Regions from separate parts of the Homo sapiens genome. Here region 1 is linked to region 2. Evidence: read pairs that join two places in POLR2A ChIA-PET (ENCODE). Cell type or tissue: OCI-LY7. All regions are shown on one strand. Each heading gives the region's core, and the rest is flanking DNA. Links, peaks and the distances in the headings are about the cores only.

Region 1 (2,921 bases), core at 274-2,773, 740 kb after region 2:
GCACCAGCCAGTGGGTTCCTAAAACTCCCCTTTCCTCTCCACTGTCACTACCTAGAATTTCTTTCTCCTGTCTCTCCTCTTTCCTCCTCTTCCCCAACTATAACCCTTGTGCTATGGAGGCCCCAATCTGCAGGGGTAGTAGAGATGGAAACAAATGTGAGAGAAGAATAAAGAGTCAACCTTCATCGCTCATTTCTTCTGTCCCTCTGTGCTTTGTAACTTCTCGAATCACCTATTGAGGGCAGGGGGAGGGGCCCTCCTTATGACTTCATACAACCTGCTTCATGATCTGGCTTCTAGGCATTTTTTCTTGTGTCATTGCCTAAAAAGTTGACCAATTCCTAGGAGGAACCCTACTCAGTTCAGTGTGGGCATCAGCCCAGTGTGGGTCTAGCTCCTGCCTGACCTCCTGGGATGAACATTCTTCCCACGTGCGGTTTCCTCATTTCACATCTTCCTGACTACACACTGAGCAACTTGAGATCAGAAAATGTCATTCATTTTTTGTAACTTCAAGGACCAGGAGGCTTGCTCAGTGTCTGGTGCTAAACTGGCAAAAAAAAAAAAAAAAAAAAAAAAAAAACACGCAGTGCTTAAAAAATATCTGCTGTAGCATTACTAAATGACCCTGGCACCTCTCCAAGTGCCTCATCCCAGAGACCCTACTCTTGCCCTCACCCTGCACGCTCCCCACCAAAAGTTACTCTTACATTGTAAAGAAGAAAGATGAAGTTAATTGAGTTGATATGGTTATAGATAACAGCCAACATTTAGTCAGCCTTTATGCTGTCTACATACTATTGTAAATATGCTACATCTATTGTGACCTTTAATTATTGAATCAACCCTCTGAGGTCTTGATGCTCTTCCTGAGTTAGAACTCCAGAACATATGTTCTCTACTCCGTTAATAGCCACTGACAGAATATAGCCAGGCATTAAAAAACAAGCATGACAACTAGGTAGGAGCATAGAGAATAAGAAGATAAAAAGCATATGTGCCTATAATCTATAGCTATTGAAATATATCATTGTAACAAGAGCTGAAAAGGAATGCCCAATGATAAGCAGTCTTTTTAAATATGTTATTATTGTTTTAAAAAAAACTTATAATATAATTCAAAGGTACTTTTAATGAGCTGGACCTATGTTTCAATGAATATCAGAACCAACGGTTAATGGAGGCTCTTAGAGAATGCTTGAAATTCTTAACTCTCCTTTTGCTTTTTATTTTTAGTCTTTGCCTTCTTTGCCAAATCCCCAAGCTGAGTGCTCACTTCAGACGCTGAGAAGAATGGAAGTGGGGGAGGAGAGCTAACACTTGTTGAGATTGGTAGGGAGGGACAACTAATGTTGCTTCCATCTTGTGTAAAATGTATATAAACACATCTTCAAATCTTTCTTTCCAACCAAACCCTCAGCCCCACCTAGAAGGAAATTACGGAGTCACCAGTAACTGAGTGTCTACTGTGTGGCAGGCTCCAGGAGGCTCCGTGGCACAGTGGCTTTTTCAACAGTGGAACAGAAGAGGTAAGTCAGGTTAGAAACCACGTAGCAGTAAATGAGGAAGTAAAAGAAGTCTTAGCAGAAAATCAGTGAGGGATGACTCCAAAGCAGATTGAGAATCAAGAGTTATTTCAACTTGGCCAGGTGGGGTGGTTCACACCTATAATCCCAGCACTTTTGGAGGCTGAGGCAGGCAGATCACTTGAGGTCAGGAGTTCAAGACCAGCCTGGGAAACATAGTGAAACCCCATCTCTACAAAAAATACAAAAATTATCTGGGCATGGTGGCATGCGCCTGTAATCCTAGCTACTCAGGAGGCTGAGTCACAGGAATGCTTGAACCCTGGAGACGAACGTTGCAGTGAGCTGAGATCACCTGGGTGACAGAGCAAGACTCTGTCTCAAAAAAAAAATAAAAATAAATAAAATAAAAAATAAAAGTTATTCCAACTCAGGGATTTGTGCTGGCAGATTTGGCCCCTCCCGTATCTCTGTATCTCCTGATCCCGAATTCCACTACCATTCACCTACCCCAGACCTATCCTATTGGAGAGGGTTTCTACCCCAGCCAACCTCGATTGGTTCAGGAATATGAGAATCTCCTATCCCAATACGTGGCTGGAAAGGAAGGTAGAGGAAGGATAAGGCCAGGTCTGCCAGAGAGAGGAACTTCCTGGCTCTCTAAGTCAGAACAAATTTCCCAGTCAACTACCTCTCAACCCTGCTGATCTCTTACCATTGGTTAGGCAGGTTGTAAAGTTAATGGGTTTCTGTGAGCTGGATAGATGGGCCTAGTCTAGGCACTTAGGCAATGTGCTTAACTGCTGCTGTGGGAAAATCCATGGTAAGCACCCTGCAATCAATCACCAATGAACAATTGAAACCCAGTTCCTCATAACCAGGCACTGTCCATATAGCCAACATGAGCAAAGGGTTGGGGGTCATTGTCCAAAGGCTTTATGCAGAGAGTTTTAATTTTTTTTGTCAGTGTCATTTTTATTGGACTTTTTTTCTTGCCTTATTCTTTTGCCCAGCTTAAGCAGCACTTTAGGTTTTTCTAATTCAAATTTTTAAAGTAGATAAATAAAACATTACAAATATAGTTAAGGCCTTCCAAGACCCCTCCCTGATTTCATTATCTCATTCTTCATGGGTAACCATTGTCCTTAATGTGGTGTTTCTCATTCCATGCATGACTATATACTTTCACTACATATGTATGTGCTCATTAACAACATGTATTTTTGCTTTGCATGTTTTCAAACTTTACATAAATGGTACACTGGCCAGGCACAGTGGCTCATGCCTATAATCTCAGTACTTTGGGAGGCCGAGGTGAGAGGATCACTTGAGGCCAGGAGTTCAAGGCTAGCCTGGTCAACATGGTGAAAACCCGTCTCTACTAAAAATACAAAA
Region 2 (2,921 bases), core at 314-2,813:
GGTCTCATTTCTGCCCTCTCCATTGCACAAAATTGCTCTCATTAAAGTCACAAATGACCTTTGTCATACATCCATTGGGTATTTTTCAGGTATCATTTTATCTGACACACCAGTAGCATCTGACAGTGTAGAACAGTCCTTGTTCTTGAAACACCCTCTGCCTTCAGGTCTTTTACATCATCAGATTCCAGGGACTTATCCTGACTCTCTGACCACCCCTTTCTCATGGTCCTCTGTCAGTTGCTCCTGTTCTACTTAACCATGACAGGCTAAGTTCCTCCAGGCTTTTTTCTCTTACCTTCTCTCTAGACAATCTCCACCATACTGATAGCTTCATTTCTATTTATGAGGCAACAACTCCCCATTTGGCAACTGTAGTCCAGATCTTTCTGAGCTCCAGGAAGTATGCAGTTCTCCATGTGACATTTCCATTTTAGATATCACACAGGTATTTCAGAATCAAAATGTAAGAAATGAAACTCATGCTTTTTCTAATCTGGCACCATGCTTCTTCCTCTTCCATCCACAGGCGTGCATGCACACACACACCCCTCCCACATTCTCATATTTTCTCTCTCTCTCTCATTCTTTTACCATTTTCCCCTTATCAATAGTAAATCTGCCCAGTTGTTCAGCCAGAAGAACCCTGGGATTCACCAAAGCCAATCAGATTCATCAGCAATTCTTGATATTTCCACATCCTAAATATCTCTCAAATTTCTACTGCCTCTGGTCTTGGCTGTATGCACTCCCCCTCAATACCAGTCTTTCTGCAAACAGCCTTGCCTTATTCCAGGATGTTTTTCAAACTAATCCCACAACTGACCAGGTTCTCTCCATCTAGAAATCTTCTGTAGCTCTCACATCTACTCCTCATGGCTGTATCTCTCAGCTCCATCTCTTCTGGCTTTGGCCACATGAGCTTTTCCACAGTTTTTCCAAACAAGTTGATATGTACTTTCCTGCTTCAGATTCTTCCCTTCTATCCGCAGGCATGAGCTCTGACAGCACAGCAGCCAACATTTACTCCTCCCACGCACCACAGTTGCAGTCATCTATATAATGTGTGGCCAGCCTCTTGATGGACTGCAGGTTCCCAGAGGGCAAGATCAGGTCTATCTCATTCACCTCTGTATTTCCAGCTCCTAGCACTGGCTTATAGTTGGTACTGCACACACATTAGCAGAAGGAAGGAATATTGGGCTCCAAAAGACACTTGACTAAAGCCCTTTGCATAAATAAATTGATTTATTTCTACATGTATATATCCATACCTAAGATGAGATCATCTTTAAGGCAAAGAAAAGATGTCAGCCCTCCCCTATTTCTTATGAGTGGAGAAAATACCAATAAGAAAAATAAGCTTCTTGAAATTTGTTGGCTTTTAATAAAGTTATCTAAAAATAAATCTGGTGTTGTGAGTTGAATTGTGTTTCCAAAAAGATATGCTGAAGTTGGCCAGGCATGGTGGCTCATGCCTGTAATCTCATCACTTTGGGAGGCTGAGGTGGGTGGATCACGAGGTCAGCAGTTTGAGACCAGCCCGGCCAACATAGTGAAACCTCGTCTCTACTAAAAATACAAAAATTAGCCAGGCATGGTGGTGTGCACCTGTAGTTCCAGCTAATCAGGAGGCTGAGACAGGAGAATCGCTCGTACCTGGGAGGCGGGGCTTGTGGTGAGCCGAGATGGCACCACTGCACTTCAGTCTGGGCAACAGAGCAAGACTCTGTCTAAATAAATAAATAAATAAATAAATAAAATATATATATATATGTTGAAGTCCTAACGCCTGGTACCTATGAATGTGATCTTATGGGAAATGGAGTCTTGGTGGATATAATCAATTTAAGATGGGTTCAGACTGGTTTAGGGCAGGTCTTGAATGCAATGACTGGTATCCTTAGAGAGAAAGAGAGACTTAGAAACACAGACACACACAGAGGAAAGATGGACATGTGAAGAGGGAAGCACAGGTTGGAGTGATGCAGCAACAAGCCAGGAATGCAAGCAGTGCAACCCAAAGCTAGAAAAAGCAAGAAGGAATTCTTTCTCAAGCCTTCAGAGAGAGTGTGGCCCTGCTGATACCTCACATCAGGTCTTCTAGTCTCCTGAGCTGTGAACAAGTAAATTTCTGTTGTTTTTAAGCCATCCACTTTGTGGTAATTTGTTATGGTAGTCCTAGGAAATTAATAAATATGTTACCTACAACATTTATAAGATCATAGTGTTCATAAGTTGTGTTTTCTTTAACATTCTTATGAGATGTTTTATTTCAAAGGACACATTGAACTTAACAGTTTATTTTGTCATTAGTTTAGAAATGACAAAATATAAATGAGAGTTATTCATATTAACAGTGATTCAGTTATAACAAATATTTTAATACTCTTTTAATAGCAGTCCAATAAAACATCACGTCTAAGAGCTTACCTGATTGGTATGGCTGAAAATGTATCTTGTCTCCAAGTGCAACAAGTTTCTCCTGTTGAAATTTTATAATCACAGAATTAAATGACCACAATTCCTAACTTAATTCTTCTTTTTTTTTTTTTTTTTTTTGAGACAGAGTTTCACTCTTGTTGCCCAGGCTGGAGTGCAGTGGCGCAATCTCAGCTCACCACAACCTCTCCCTTCTTGGTTCAAGCGATTCTCCTGCCTCAGCCTCCCGAGTAGCTGGGATTATAGGCATGTGCCACCATGCCCAGCTAATTTTTCTATTTTTAATAGAGACAGGGTTTCTCCATGTTGGTCAGGCTGGTCGCAAACTCCCGACCTCAGGTGATCCACCCACCTCGACCTCCCAAAGTATTACAGGCATGAGCCACTGCACCCGGCAACTTAACTATTCTTTAATAGAAAAACACCTTGATTCTTCATTTTTAAATAACGAACAAATATTTTTAACATACCAGAAATTG

The links. Peaks named below come from ENCODE experiments on the same cell type or tissue, not always from the same donor. Only the 100,000 strongest peaks of a DNase experiment are listed, where the experiment ranks them.
Region 1: POLR2A ChIA-PET joins it to region 2 with 5 read pairs; 2 of 35 experiments call an interaction of 5 or more read pairs at or near these places.

Annotation. Positions count from the first base shown.
Region 1 is chr2:207,483,358-207,486,278 of GRCh38, forward strand. No RefSeq gene overlaps it. Among named protein-coding and RNA genes, the nearest start is that of CREB1, 45 kb to the right of the region's middle. RefSeq lists an enhancer at 1,342-1,411 and a silencer at 1,642-1,691. In OCI-LY7, for the core only: no CTCF peak of the experiment used is centred there; a DNase peak (open chromatin) is centred at 1,604.
Region 2 is chr2:206,743,189-206,746,109 of GRCh38, forward strand. It overlaps MDH1B (malate dehydrogenase 1B), which reads right to left. Exons shown (of 12, transcript NM_001039845.3): 9 at 2,434-2,485. Among named protein-coding and RNA genes, the nearest start is that of MDH1B, 21 kb to the right of the region's middle. In OCI-LY7, for the core only: no CTCF peak of the experiment used is centred there; no DNase peak of the experiment used is centred there.